2 separate regions of the Mus musculus genome follow, and region 1 is linked to region 2. The links are chromatin loops, found by intact Hi-C in ENCODE. Cell type or tissue: left cerebral cortex. All regions are shown on one strand. Links, peaks and the distances in the headings refer to the core of each region. The heading gives the core; the rest is flanking DNA.

The links. Peaks named below come from ENCODE experiments on the same cell type or tissue, not always from the same donor. Only the 100,000 strongest peaks of a DNase experiment are listed, where the experiment ranks them.
Region 1: a loop joins it to region 2, with 2.4 times the contacts of the local background. A loop is called at or near these places in 34 of 42 quality-filtered maps.

Annotation. Positions count from the first base shown.
Region 1 is chr5:99,584,055-99,591,525 of GRCm38, reverse strand. All of the region lies in intron 1 of A930011G23Rik (RIKEN cDNA A930011G23 gene), which reads left to right. Among named protein-coding and RNA genes, the nearest start is that of 4930405H06Rik, 26 kb to the left of the region's middle. In left cerebral cortex, for the core only: no CTCF peak of the experiment used is centred there; a DNase peak (open chromatin) is centred at 3,312; H3K27ac peaks cover 1,502 bases.
Region 2 is chr5:99,248,087-99,255,557 of GRCm38, reverse strand. Rasgef1b (RasGEF domain family, member 1B) reads left to right here and starts at 2,631. Exons shown (of 14, transcript NM_181318.4): 1 at 2,631-2,844. In left cerebral cortex, for the core only: CTCF peaks have their summits at 2,646 and 2,857; DNase peaks (open chromatin) are centred at 2,577 and 3,921; H3K4me3 peaks cover 2,198 bases; H3K27ac peaks cover 2,001 bases.

The DNA.
Region 1 (7,471 bases), core at 2,160-4,659, 340 kb before region 2:
AGGCAAAGGCCATGTCAGCAGGTGTGGCTGCCCAGAGACGCTGAATTGTCTGCTCCATAAAATAAAATGAAGCAATCCCGACAACGCTCCAGACACCTACAAATTACAGTGAATGATGGCATTTTTATTTTGTCTTCCTTATTTTCTATAATTAAGAATGAAATTTATTTAGCGCACTATACTGGCTACTTACTGCTTCTGCATTACTCAGGGTAATTGTTACCCAGAGTCAGGTCTTTTATGGCCTGCATTAAAAGGTTTATTTTTCTTTTGTTGTGGTTTCTTGGCTCTGGCTCCGGGCATGGCTGACAAATTAATAGGCATCAGGTACTAAAAGTATTTGCAATTAAAGCGAAGTGGTAATAAAGGTCACCTGTTTCAACAGAGCTTTTCTTTGAAAACCCTGCTTAGATCAATGCGCATTGTGTGTGGCCTATTCTCTGGGTTGCAATTCCCTCCTCTCCCCCAAATCTGACTTTAAGTCCTTTTTTTTCTTGCAAATTTGTAGCAATAATAATTGCATTAATCTTCAGTGTCCACATTTCCCTTGGTAGCTGTCAACCATATTTTGAACTAGAGCTCCCTGACACAAAACAGTCAGAAGTAATTCCACCTATGTAAGATTCCATCCCATTCATTTAACCCAATAAATATTTATTAAGTATTTCTCAAAGTTGGGACGTGAAGATGAAAGGGTAGCGGGATGGAGAGGTGGCTCTGTTGGTACAGTGCTTGATGTGCAAGCCTGAGGACCCAAGCTCCATCTCCAGAATGCAGGGCAAAAAGTTGGGTACAGTGGCACGCACTTGTGATTCCAGGGTTGGGGAGGTGGAGGCCAGTGAATTACTAGGACTCTGTCCGCCCAGAATAGCATGATCTACTCTGAGGCCATACTCATGCATGCCCATTTGCACACACAGGCACATATGCACATGCACACACATATGCACTTGTGCATTCACAGGAATGCACATGAATATACACACAGATGCACACATGCACATAGGCACATGTGAAGACACACAAATGCACACACAGATATACACACACTCATACAGTGTAAGGGGTATGCACAATCCCTGTGAGGCATCGTACTCTAAGGGAGAGAAACAGACCATAGCTAAGCATGGGATTAGTCCAACAACAGGGATGCTGGAGGCAAAGGAAAGATCATGCTTAATTCCATGTGGAAAGTTTGGATGTCTTTAGAAGGATTTATATTTGTGTGTGTATATGTTGTGTGTATACAGAGGCCAGATGTTGGTGCCAGGTGCGTTTCTCAACCAACCTCACATCAGGTTTTGAGAAGGGCTCTCACTGAACCTTGGGCCCACTGATTACATGGACTGGTTATCGAAAGCCCCAGGAATCCTCTCTCTATTTCCAGGACAGTGCCCTAGATTTTTACCCATATGCTAGAGATTAGAACTCAGTTCCTCACGTGTGCATGGCCGGCACTCTAAGGCTCAATTGATCCTTGGGTGTTTCTGTTACAGGAGGCTGTGGAGCTCATCTTGAAAATGTAGTTGTCAAAGAACTTTGCATTTTACCTGTGTAGGAGGAAGAGGTATTTTCAGGTGACATGAATAACATTAGATTTAGAAAGATTGCTCTGAAAGCAACTCACAAGCAGATATCACTTCTTGATTGTAAGGGAATACATGGTTGGCAGCCAGGTCTTTATAACTTTGGTGGAAGAAAGTAGAGTTAACTGAAATCCTTAGGTAGAAGATAGGGCATCAGGCTGAGATCCACTCTGCTGCCAATAAGTAAGTGGATGACTGACAGCCTTTTGAATTCTCTGCCTGTTGTTTTCTGCTGTTTTGGAGACCAGGAAGCCAACTGCGGTCCCTGATAGCTATGATATTTTGTGGTCTTGGCAAACAGGATGTTATTTTCTTGCCTTCTACTCCCAGATAGGACAGGGCATATTATATTCCCTAGGAATGAGATGGGTTCACAGGTTCATAGTTTGAATTGCTTGGTCTCTTGAGGGACCCTCTGACACTCTGTGCTATGACAGATCTGAAATTTTGTATCCTGGGTTTGAGCTTTCATTAGCTTAAATTTAACTTAATTACCTTTAACTTTTGAGTTTAAAACTTGAGAAGCTTAAAGACAGACAGCATGTATCTGGTGTCTCTGCTGCCCTTTATGGATGGAGGACATATTTCTAGGCTGTTTTAATTGGCTCTCTTCATGTACTTCACGTTTTCTAGGCATCCATGTTTCTATTTATTCCAAACTTTAGAAATTATTTTCCATTTATCTTGAGATTTATCGATGCTGCAGAAGAAGTAATAAGATATGTGGTTAAGTCCTGGGGTTGTCTGAAGGGTGGATCTTTTCATCTAATGTCAGAATGAATAATACCATTTCAAAAGACTGTTACCTGTTAAGAAGCCAGAACAGATGAGCTCAGAGTATCAAACACATGGAAATTTTTATCCCGTTCTTAATATGGTCTGCTATAATCCAGTTTATTAACATATATTACAGATACTTAATATTAATTAGTAGCAAACTAATAAAAATAAATTATGGGTAACAAATATAATAGATATTCTCATGGTCAGACTGTATTTTTTTACTTTTCTGATGCCAAACCTGATGTAAAACAGTTGGCTTTTGATGTCAATGCTAGCATACCTTTTGGTACTGATACAAAAGGCAGATGCTGTACTGTGTGAAGGTTGGAGACCCAGGAGTCAAGAGAGACCCTGAAGATACTTGAAAACCAATTTTGATCAACCACAATGATAAAAAGATTATAGAATTTCCTACACTACCTACATTTAAAAAAAATACATGGTTAATTCAGTTTTCTATGGATGAGATTTCACTGCACCTAGAAAATGATTCTCTCTGAAATTCATAGACAGCACCCTCACTGTTCACTTCAGAAAGGGTTTATAGAAAGGCTTAACGAAAGAAATAAACAGGGTTTTTCTCCCTATCTTCATGCAGATTTGCATAGTTTGCATATGATTTGCATAATTTGGTGTCAAAATGAACAAAATTTTCTTTAATCTTTGCATTTTTCTCACCAGCATTTGAGGCTTTCTTTTCTCCTTCTGAAAGCTAAGCTGGGTCTCCCGGTTTTCTTTCCTTCTCCATAGTTTCCAGAATAAAACTCCTCTGGCTGTGTGAAATCAACCTTCAGTTTGCAGAATACGGACGAGAGATTTCTTTTTATCCATGCACGCATGTATTGATGACAATGGCTCAAGCAAGCCTTTGCGTGTTGTTATTCCAGGTTTCTGTGTGTACATGAGCTGTGTGAAGTTGTTGCATGAAGGTAAAGCCTGACTCAGCAGAACATGGACACCCCATACACACTGCCTGGCTTGAACCGCAGTTCTAGGATTGCTGGTTATGTAAGCTTGGGTTATTATATAAGTTTTCCACCTTAGCAGATAGTAAAATGTATCTACTTTAGACAGCTTGTTGTTGAAACTGAGGCAAACTAAATGAATTCATTCATTCATTCATTTATTAATCATTCCATTTGTTTACATCTTAAATGATATCCCACTTCCCAGTTACCCCTCCACCAACCTCCCATCCAACATCTGTCCTCCCCCCTTCCTTTTGCCTGTGTGAGGGCGCTCTCCCACCCACCCACACTTTCCTGCCCTACCACTCCAACATCCCCCTATGCTCGGGAATCAAACGTCCCCAGGACCAAGGGACTCCCCTCCCATTGCTGTCAGGCAAGGCCATTCTCTGCTACAAATGTATCTGAAGCCATGGATCCCTCCAGGTACACTCCTTGGTTGGTGGTCGAGACTCTGGGAGACCTGGTCAGGTCAGTCTGTGTTGTTCTTCTATTGGGGTTGCATTCCCCCTTTGCTCCTCCAGTACTTCTGCCAGCTCCCTCACCAGGTTCCCTGAGCTCAGTCTGATTGGTTGGCTCCAAGCATCTGCATCTGCACTGGTCAGTTAAAACCACTGTCAGAGGTAAAGAAAATCAGGGGTTGCTGCTACTTGAGGCCCTCACTTCTTCTTTTTTTAACTTGGTATGGAAATAGAAGAAATAATCTGAGACAATCTATACTTTAGATGTTAAGGGTGGTTCTAGGGTGGAGGAGATGTCTTATTGGTAAGACATTTGCCATGTTGGGGTTATATTCTTGGAGGTAGTGTGGGAGGGACCTTAGCTTTTCCACACTCCCATTGGCTCCTTGGCTATGAGATGAGCAGTTTATCTCCTACTCGCTTCCTGTTGTCATCCTGGGAACCTATCAGAGTCCAGAGCAGTAGGTTTGTCTGATCTGAAGCTTGAACTTCTAAGACTATGAGCTCCAAAATTAACCCTTTTCTTTATAACTTCACTGTATCAGTTACTTCGTTATAGCAACTGGCAACTGACTAATACAGCGAGAACAGTAGTAGTATGTAGCAAGGTTCTAACCATAGGTGAGGTTGGGGGTTTCTTAGGATGGTGAATATCATCAGTTCTGTTCCTGCTTATGGTAAGGTCAGTTGGGATGTAGGTGATGTGAGTGCTTGACTATCAGATGGTAACCATGGGTACCCACATCCACCTGAGCATGTGGATGAGCTTCAACTGCTGCTCGTTCAGAGACTGAGTGATGTCTCCGAGAAGAAGTGGTTGGCCTTCTCTCATCTTTCTTTTCTATTCTGAAGCCTTTAGATGTATGGGATAGTCTCATTTAGTGAAAGCAGTTCTTATTATAATGTATATGTTTATGTGTTAGTCAGGTCAAGCATCTAAGTTCTCTGTCTGTCTGTCTCTGTCTCTCTGTCTGTCTGTGTCTGTGTCCGTGTCCGTGTCCGTGTCTCTCTCTCTCAATCTCTCTCTCTCTCTCTCTGTGTGTGTGTGTGTGTGTGTGGATGAATATGGGCATACTAGTTCATTAGTGTGTCTCTGGAAGCCAGAGGTTAATATCAGGTATTTTCGCTGTTGTTCTTTACCTTGGGTTTTGAGATAGGATCTCCCGTTGAACCTGGCATTCATCATCTCAGCAAGCCTGGCTGGCCAGTGAAGCCCCAGGCTCCACTTGGCTTCTCTCCAGCTCTGGGGTGACCGATATGCATCGCCACACTCAGCTTTTACATGGATGCTGGGGATCAAGCTTTTCACCAACTGAGCCACCTCTCCAGCTCTGAGCTCTGTCAGCCTCCTATGAGCTATCTCCCTCAGACCGAGGGGCTATAAAGAGATTCACACGTAGATAGCATGGCAAAAAGCATGTCCTCTTTGCTTTTGTTTTGGGTTTTTGGCGAAGGTCTTCTGGATAAGAACCGAAGAGAGATCGTGTACAAAGTAGGTCCAAGTCACAGACTGAAGACACACCCTAAGCTTCATGGCTCTTTTTCCTCGAGGACTGTTGTCCCCGTGGCATGTTCCTTTCAAAGGTGTGTGTGTGTGGGGGGGGGGGAGGACAGGAGGGAGCACTGGGTTCTTTCTAGAAGCTAACATTTGTTTACTTGTCAATCAACACATTAAGATTTTTTTTTGACTACTCATCTATGAAAATGTTGTTCCAAATACGACGAGGAAATCTCTGGAGGGAGGGGATTCATTTAGATTCTTGAGTTAAACAAAGCAAAACTGCATCCTGAACTGCTCGGACGCATTTAATCTGCCTGAGGAAGACCTGTTCCACGGCATGTGGATGGGCAGTTTCTGAGAGTCTACCTGGAAGATGATAGCCTTTTGCTTCCTTCTGTTCATTTGTTAAGTACTCATCAACGTGCAGTGTTGAATTATCAAAGGCTGGGAAGTGAGCCAAGTCTGTTTTCAATCTGAGTTTAAAAATTGGGAGACAGACCAACTTGTCTTGGCGGACTGCTAAAACTGACTCTATGATTTTCTCATCTTCTGAAAGCCAGGGTTCAGACTGCCAGCTTATTTGGCCAGATTTCTGAGCTGCTGTGCAGATAGACATACGCTCATCGGTGGAATAAACTCAAGCCTTAGCTTGGTCTTGGGACCTGTGGCTCTACTGAGGATGGAGGTCATGGTCACTCAGACTTTTAGGATGGGAACCTGCCAGAAGACAAGTGAGCCAGGCTCTGTGTTGGTATGGAACAGAGATGAGACATTCTGATTGAACATGGGGCTTCTGGACTGCTGGTGAATTATCTAGAGATTCCTAACTCATAAGAGTGTCCCCACACTGACATTTGGCCAGAGAATCTTGGCATGAGAGAAGACTCTCCTGGCCAGCTCCCACAAACAAACTGGCCCAGAGTCTGACAATGACACTGCAAGTTGTCTACACTACAAATCCAACTGTAGGATTTTTTGGAGAATACTAAAGTCCTGTTTTTTACTCAACTTTTCATTTATTCTAAGCTATTTATCTATCTATCTATCTATCTATCTATCTATCTATCTATCTATCTATCTATCTTTTTATCTACCTATCATCTGTTTATCTTCTATCACCTATCTATCTATCTATCTATCTATCTATCTATCTATCTATCTATCTATCTATCTATCATCTGTCTATCATCTATCATCTGTCTATCATCTATCTATCAATCATCCACATAGATATCATCACCTCTCTGTCTATAATCTATCTATCATCTGCCTATCATCTATCTATGTATCTATGATTTGTCTATCATCTATTTATCTATCATCTGTCTATCATCTATCTATCATATATCACCTATCTATCTATCATCCATCTATCACCTCTCTGTCTATAATCTATCTATCATCTGCCTATCATCCATCTATCTATCTATCTATCTATCTATCTATCTATCTATCTATCTATCTATCTATCTATCTATAATTGAATGCTATTGTCTTTCAAGAATTCCTCAAGAGTGAAATTACCAGTCATTAATCTTTCCTTTCAGTATGTTTCTTGTCCTATATATATAAAAAATAAATCTATGTAACCAAACTGGAAAGCTTGAACTGGGAAAAAAAATTCCTTCACTCAAAAATGTAACTGAAACGTCTGGGTTTCTCCCTGATGGAATACAAGGGGTGGGGGATCCCAGCAGGAGAGCGAATTCTGTAAAGTCAGCTGAGTACGGAAGCTGGACAGCGCCATTACCCAGGTCAAAACTCTCTTGAAGTCAGTGGGAGTATGGACACTGGACAGCGCCTTCCTCAGATCCTTCTAGTAAGCGCTACTTGTTGCTTCCTGCGTTGAATAGATCAGCGCCCTTTTAAGTGCACACATATTTAATCATTTACTTCCAATTTAGATTTCCTCTTTCTAGGTTTCCATTTTCATCTTACTTAGTTTATGTTCGATAAGTATTTCTTAGCACTTTAATTTTTTTCCAGTTCTAAATTCTCTCCCCTGTATCAGAAAGCCAATTTCTCTTAAAATAGTAGATAACAGATTTTATCATTCAAACTAGTTAATAAGCACTGTGATACAGGTACAATCTTATCAATTTTATCTTTCTTTAAGTCTTACTCTGTACCACTTGGATAAAGGATAGTAACCTTGGTTTAGTGTATCTATCT
Region 2 (7,471 bases), core at 1,605-4,104:
ACATGGATAGATTATCAAAAAACAGAAGGCTGGAGAGATGGCTCCGTGTTTAAGAGAGATTGTTGATTTTGCAAAGGACAGGAGTTTAAATTCCATCAGCCACATCAGGCCGCTTACTGCTCACAGCCCTGTAATACTAGCTCCAGGGCATGGAGTCTTTTTGGTCTTTGCAGGGACCCATACTCATGTACACACACACACACACACACACACACACACACACGTAAATAAATCTAAAAGAGAGAAGAAAGAAAGCTAAAAACATGTATGTTGGGTCACCATGATGACTCAGCAGTTAAAAGCACTTGCTATGGAAACCTGACCCTTGTGTTCCATTCCTGGAACTCAGAGCGGAACTTCCAAAAGTTGTCTTCAGGCTTCCACACCCATGCTGTAGTGTGTGCATGCGTAAGTGTGCGTGTGCACGTGTGCGTGTGCGTGTATGTGTGTACGTGCACAGACAATGGCTCTCACACACACATTATGCACACACACAACAATAATAAATAAAACAAAGTGAACTATTTATAACATCACAAGCTGAAGAAAACATATCAGTAGAGATTGCACATTGACATCTACGTAAATAACTCATGGGACCCGTCAATCAATAGCATCATTGTTCTGAAAAGGTGGGTTGAAAAATACTCTGACTATAGCATGATGTAAGCTGGGATTTTTCTTTGGAAATGAAAGTGCCAAAAAAGAAAGGAAGTTGGACTTGTACCATTCATGATGATATTTGCACTTTTGCACGCCTGAGTATTAGAAGAGGCATAGGACAAACAACCCTTCCTTACATAGCTATACAGTCCCTGTGTGGTGGAAGTGCAACACAGGTCACTATCATTCAGTGCTGGAATGGGATTCTACTCTGAAGACTTGATTTGCCTCAACATGACTGTTGAGTTTACTAATATTTGCATTTTTATGTTAAACACATGTGTGTGTGTGTGTGTGTGTGTGTGTGTGTGTGTGTGTGTGTGTGTGTGTGTGTGAGAAGTTGACGAATTCAGTTCTTTCCATTCACCGTGTGAGTATACAGGGGTTCAGAGGCCTACAGTGCCTTGAGGAGGGTTTCACAGGTGTCTGTGTGATAGACACAGGGCTATGGTTAGGAATGCTGGCTCCTAAGGTGTATCCACAACTAATAGTTTTCACATTGGAGCTAGAAGGACCCTGAAAGGCCAACCAGAATAAGGTAAAACAGTGTCAATATCATAGTGGTATCTGCTTTACATTTTTAGATTCTAAAGTGAACATTTCATCTTTTGCTTAGCAGCAAAGACTTCAGGAAGTAAAAAGGCAGCTGTCTGGGTTGCCTTCTCAGCAGTCTTGAGAGCTCACAGATGTTACAAAGGGCTTTTCTGGTGGCACTACTAAGAAATACTGGTTTAGTTCAGCCCTTTTAGTTTCTTGCTATGTGAGCAGGAAGAGTGTGCTTTGCCCAGTGTCATATGGTCTACTTGTTAATTGACTCAGGATGGAAGTCGGCTCCTTGTGTGGACCCATTCTCCTTCACAGAACAGACACCAGAGATAAACAAAAGGCTCAGGGTTTTTAGAATAAACTGCGGGGCTTAAGGAGAAGCATCTGTAGAATATGCGTAGGATAGTGAAGCAGGAAGTATGAGAGAGACAGGGACCAGCCAAGACCAGCCAAGGAACATGAACGTTAGGTTAAAAGAGGCTCTTTCCATCCCAGAGAGAAGATGCAGGGACCTTAGAGGAGGAACCGTGTTGCTCCATGTTAATAAGGCCAATTACAGTCTATGGGATGGTCCTACAGTGTTTATGTATGAACGGAAGCTTACAAAGCCTGCTTTTCATACTCAGGGTCACAGCTGCAAAGTCTCCAAATCTTGTGCATTTCCCCCCATGGGTAAGGTATCTTTATTTCAACTTCTTCCCTTACCTTTCTATCACGCGTAGGAGAGTATTGAGTTCTTACCTCTATATTTATTTTTTTCTTTTCTAAAATAGTTATCAGGTATTCAATGGCTGATTCAATTAAGTAGCTGTCTACAATGATAAAAACAACCTTCACCGAGGACCAGCCTTACACACTAGAGTATCTTCCTTTCCTTTGCGAAAGTTCTAACACCTGTAATTTTACATGTGGATTGAATAGCAGTTTATTTAGCGTTTGCCCTCCAGGAGCCAGTAAGCTTCTGGGACCAGCCGGTTGCGGCCACCAGTGTGCCCCCAGCGTTTATTACAATACCCAACACTCAGCAAGTGCTTCGTGGTTCCTCTCAGATCTCCTCCGAAAGTTACACGGACAGTAACCTTCAGCTCATAATTATGATAATAGATACTGTACAACGAGTCGAGCCGGTATTTACAGGTAGAGCACACAAGGCAAATGAATACACACTCGGCGACACATGAGTGCACAAACAGCCGCGGGCAGCGACACGAAGGAGGAAACGCGCGCCGGAGTGGGCCCTGCCCAGGCTGCGGAGACCCGCTGCGCCAGCAAGCCAGCCTCTGCAGCGTGGGTGGGTACGGCCGCAGCGTCACGGGAGTCCCTACCCGCGGAACCCTGGCAAGTCCCCGAGCGCCCGCTGCAGGGCGGCGTGGGCGGAGAGCTGCGCCACGATTGGCCAGCGCAGGATGGGCGTGGCCTGCGGCGGGCGGGGGCGTGGCCTGCGGCAGGAGGCGGGCATTTCCCCAGCAAGGGGGTGTGCGCGGCTCGGGCTGGAGTTTCAGTATAAACAAGGACCCCGACTGGATCGGCGGGTTTTCCCTTTCTTCTGGCGTTCGACCCTTCCCGGTCCTGAGCTCGCCTTTTGGGGCGCCTCGGTACGGCAGCCAGGAGGCAGAGGCTCCGAGCTGTGTGCGGGTAGGTGCTCCAGGGGACCCCGCGGCGGGATGGCGGGAGCGGGCTGCGCCGGCGCTGCTCCGGAACGGCGCCGGCTGTCCAGTGCGCCCCGGCGTGGCGGGAGATCCTCGGCTGGCGAGCATTGGCAGAGCCACAGAACTAGGAGTTCTCGCGCCTGCTGCTTCCGTGCCCCGGGCTGCCGCGCTCCCAACAGGTGCGGGGCTGAGCACTGACGACCCGGGGACCCGGGGATCTGGGGACGCTGTGCTGCGCCTCGCCCCGGCCAGGCCTTCTGTTTGGAGATCTTAGATATTGAGGGTTTGTCTGAGTTGGAGTCTCGTTCATCCTTTTTGCTTTCCCTCTCAGCTTCTTGTGCATACCTAGGGTTGTTTCCATGTACTTTTTGGCTAGTTTCCTAGGGTGCTTGAGAGTGTTCAGGCTGTTGTTTATTTTTTGCTGCAGTTTCCTTATAATTTAAGGTCTGACTCCCAGGAACAGTCAGGGAAACAGGACTTGTGTGTTCCCCAGGCTCGTATGCAAACTTGAACAAGTAGCCTGTTTTTTGTTTTGCTTTGTGACCCAGGTGAGTTGCCTTCGGACACTAGCCTGGGTGATAATAACGTGGCCCGGGGTACCTGGTAGCCTCGTGGGCTGAGTGCGTGAGGGAGGCTCCTCTTTATTGGAGAGCCCCGGGAATAACTTCAGCAGCACTGTACTAGAGAAAAGGGCAAACGCGGAAACGGAGGTGTTCTCTCTCGCTCTCTCGCTCTATCGCTCTGTCTCTGTCTCTCTGTCTCTCTCTCTGAGTGTGCGTGTGATTTGACTATTCCTTGCCACCTTACCCCATCCAAATTGGTTCAGTTCAGGCGAAGCACTGTGGCTAAGGCACTGACAGTGCGGCGAGGTGTTCTCTCGCACAGCGTGGTAAAGGGCGCTAGGAGAGCATCTGGGCTGCAGTTTTCTCTTGTGAATGTAAATGTGCCCGTTTGCAGATGGATTCGGGGCGTATGGTGTATATGGATAAATATGCACGCATACTTGTGTATGTATGTTTGGGTGAACGCGTCTCCAAGGAGTCCTTCGTCAGCAGCGCCATGTGACAATGGCCTGGAACTGCTGGTGTGCGTAGAGCTATATTTAGCCCTGACAGTGTCTCACTGGGAGGACGGGTCTTGAGCTGGGAGGATAAAGCGGGGAAGAATCCAGGAATAAGGTTATCGAGCTCTTGACTGATGTCTGGCGCAGTCAGACTCAGATGGTGAATAATGACTCCTCATGAGTGCAGTAGCTGGAGCGTGGCATGTGATGACTGCTTTAATTGGACATAGTTGTGACCAGGGTGGTCAGCCAATGCGAAGAGGATTAAACAAGGAGATTTAAAAAGAGAAGATAGTGTGTAGCTGATTTGAAGATTTAGGAGGAGAGAACCGGTCATGTGAGGTTCAAAGTGCACGAAGAATTGATTTCTTAAAGGGAATAATAATAGTAAAAAATGTTTGGCTGTTGAGGATGCAGAGAAAATAAATGACAGCCAGTTAAACAGTGTTATGCACTAAGGACAGTTTTGTTTGGGGCAGGGAGCAATGTTTGAGTTACTGAGGACCCAGGGCATTTTTTGACAGAAGTCAGGGCTCAGCAACAGCCCTGGCTGCTTTTCCCTTTCAGGCAGATTTGCTGGCACGTGAGATAACATCAGCCTCTGGTGAGCAAGTCGCTCTCCTGTGTCAGGCAAGCCTTTGTTTTCCTGGAGGTGCCAGCCCTTCTGGCTACTAAGGATCCTGGCCTAGGACTTCCTTATTTCAGCTTTTCAGCTTTCCTGTCATGCTGCCCGAGGTGTCTGTGCTACCACACTTTGGACCTGGCCTTGTGGGAAGGTCCTCAGCGGGATGCATCTGCATTGCCATTCTCTAGCGTCAGCATCTAATCTAGTGTACCCTGAAGTATAGATAGCTGAATATCGCTGTGGTCATTGCTCAGCATAATACTCCTGTAATGTCATTAATATCTCATTCTTGTAACATTAACTTCACTGTTTATTAGAGCACCATAGGCCAAATGAACCAGGTAAAAATTATTCCTCTGGAGGGAAGAAGGTGGGTAAGAGAACAGAGAGTGATGTGGGCACATGGACCTGTGTAGGCCAAGTAGGGATCCTAGTATCGTATAGAAAACCATGGGACCACCCTGTTCACTCTACAGAAGTTACCTAGAAGAAATGAACCTGAACATTCCGAGGGGGAATACTTAGGAAGGAGACAGGGAAAGGAAGTTCTCAGCTTTGCCTGGAAGGAGAATCGGGAATGCCAAGCAAGGGTTGGAGAGACGGTTAATACTAATGGCACAGAAACCTAGAAAACAAATGAAACAGCTTTAAAGAGATCTGTGAAGTCTTTCACATTGGCTGATTGTCCTGGAGAGGATTTGGTGGTGGGGGTGGTGGCTGGGGTGGGGGTGGGGGTGGGGGGAGAGGGTAAGTAATTGAATTTAAGTATTATCTGACTCCACTCCTGTCATTTTTCGAGAACTGTATAACTATATACGGTTGTCCATGCTTTTATTGGCTCATCAGTTAAACCTACAAAAATTAGATATGTATGGGCATTGACTGCTTTGGCTTAGCAGACCCGCCCTGGGAATGAGTCTGGGCAGATGGGGAGCCCTAAGGAGACCCCTGCCCTCTTTCTGTAGTTGTGATATCTGTGACGTGGACACAGGAAGTTAAAGGAGATGACTTAGGGGGCCTTTGTATGCCTGTCGCAGCTGTTTTATTTTGTTGCAACCTCCTACCTCCGTCGATGTTAAAGTGGGCCAAGCCAGGATGGAGGCAGCCTGTCACATGGGCAGGTGTCTTCTGAGCACATGAGGATGAAAAGGGTGGCCAGCATTCTTCCTTTGGTGAACTTAGATAGGGATTTAGTAGTTTCTTGAGTTGTCTTTTCCTTTTCTTTGTTGTGAGAATATTTTTTAAAAAATTGAATAATTATCAATAAGGCGGGGTCAGAAAAAAAACATTTCAGCTGATGAACTCACTGTTCTTTTCAACCAGGTGCCAACTTCCCTTTCACCAATCTGTTTTCATAGACTTATATATTTATTATTTCCTCTTAAGGTGAATATATATCTAGAAATGATCCAGTTGATTGAAATTATGTTAGAGAACCCTGGTGTGAAATTTGGGCACAAAAAGATCTAGTCATGTAAAAAGGAAAACACTTTGGAACCACTTTGGGCCTCTTTCAACTTCTCTAAAAGACAAAAATTGAACAGAGAAAAACATAGGTTTTCACCCCCCCCCCAATTAAATTGTCCTATTCGCCGTGTTACATAATAAAATGCAAAGAAAAATAATCTTGCCTTTTTACAGATATCTCTGCTGAGTATTGACCCATTTCCCTATTGAAGTGAATTAGACACAGAGAAATAAAATATTTGAATAAAAGTTATCCCCCCTATGATACCTTATGATTTAACTTCAGATCTATCACATATCTTTCATAATCTGCAGTTCATCTGTTCGGTTTAATAGGACAGCTTCTAGCTGCATGAAGATATTAAAACATAAATATGTTTGAATTGAACAGAATTACTGGTTTCCCAGTTGTCTTTTCCCCTCTATTTCTTTCTGCTCCTCACTCTTGTGCTGGGATGAACACCCCCCCACCCCCCGCCCCGTACATTCTGTGCAAGAGCTGTGCCACCAAGCCACCCCCAGCCCACAAGCCAGTGTGAAGTCACAGGCACTGCAGCCTGTGGTGACCATCAGACAATGAAGAAGAGGCTCTTCTCTTAGGATTCCAGCCCTGGTGGCAACACTTGATTAGGTAATGGTGATTTTGGAGATCAGTCTTATTATTCTCAGTGAGATAACTGATTCTCACCACAGATGGGCATCGGGAAATAGAGTGGATGGGTACTGCCCACTAATTTATGTCCTACTTGTTCCCCAAGCTCAGTCGTGTGCTCAGACCCTCACATCCCCTGTACAGCAGCTGCCCTTCCCTTGTTTTTATAAACCAGCTCAAGTGCTGGAAAGCACCAGCTCTGTCAAAGACAGGGACCCGAGCGCCACCTACTGCTCAGCTCGAGAATTGCAAGGGCGCTGTAGAGGATAAAGGCTTTTAAAGGCATGAAGGAAGTCAGCCTGTCCTGGCTTCCCGTACTACAGGAAGGTTTTCAATGACACTCCAGGCCTCTTCAGAGTTTCCATGTACCTAAATGTCATTTTGTGCTTTAGTAAATTGCTAACACCATCCCATGACAAAAGATCATAACTCTAACCTTTTTCTTCCAACTGAAAATGTTAACTAGTTGAGTCAGAATTCTTTTCCTTTGCCAGTTGGGGACTAGGAAAGAAAGAAAGGAAGAAAGAAAGAAAGAAAGAAAGAAAGAAAGAAAGAGAGAGAGAGAAAGAGAGGGAAAGGGAAGAAAAGAAAAATTCTAGGTAACTTAAGGGTCTTTGTGTGTGTGTGTGTGTGTGTGTGTGTGTGTGTGTGAGCGGGGGGTGGGAGGTGGGGGGCATGTAACAAATCAGAAAACATCCCCACTCCTTTGCAGAGGGGAACTAGGCCCAGGTCCCAGCACCCCTGCTGGCTTATAGATGCCTATAACTACGTTCCAGGGGACCTCACGCCCTCTTCTGGCCTCCTTG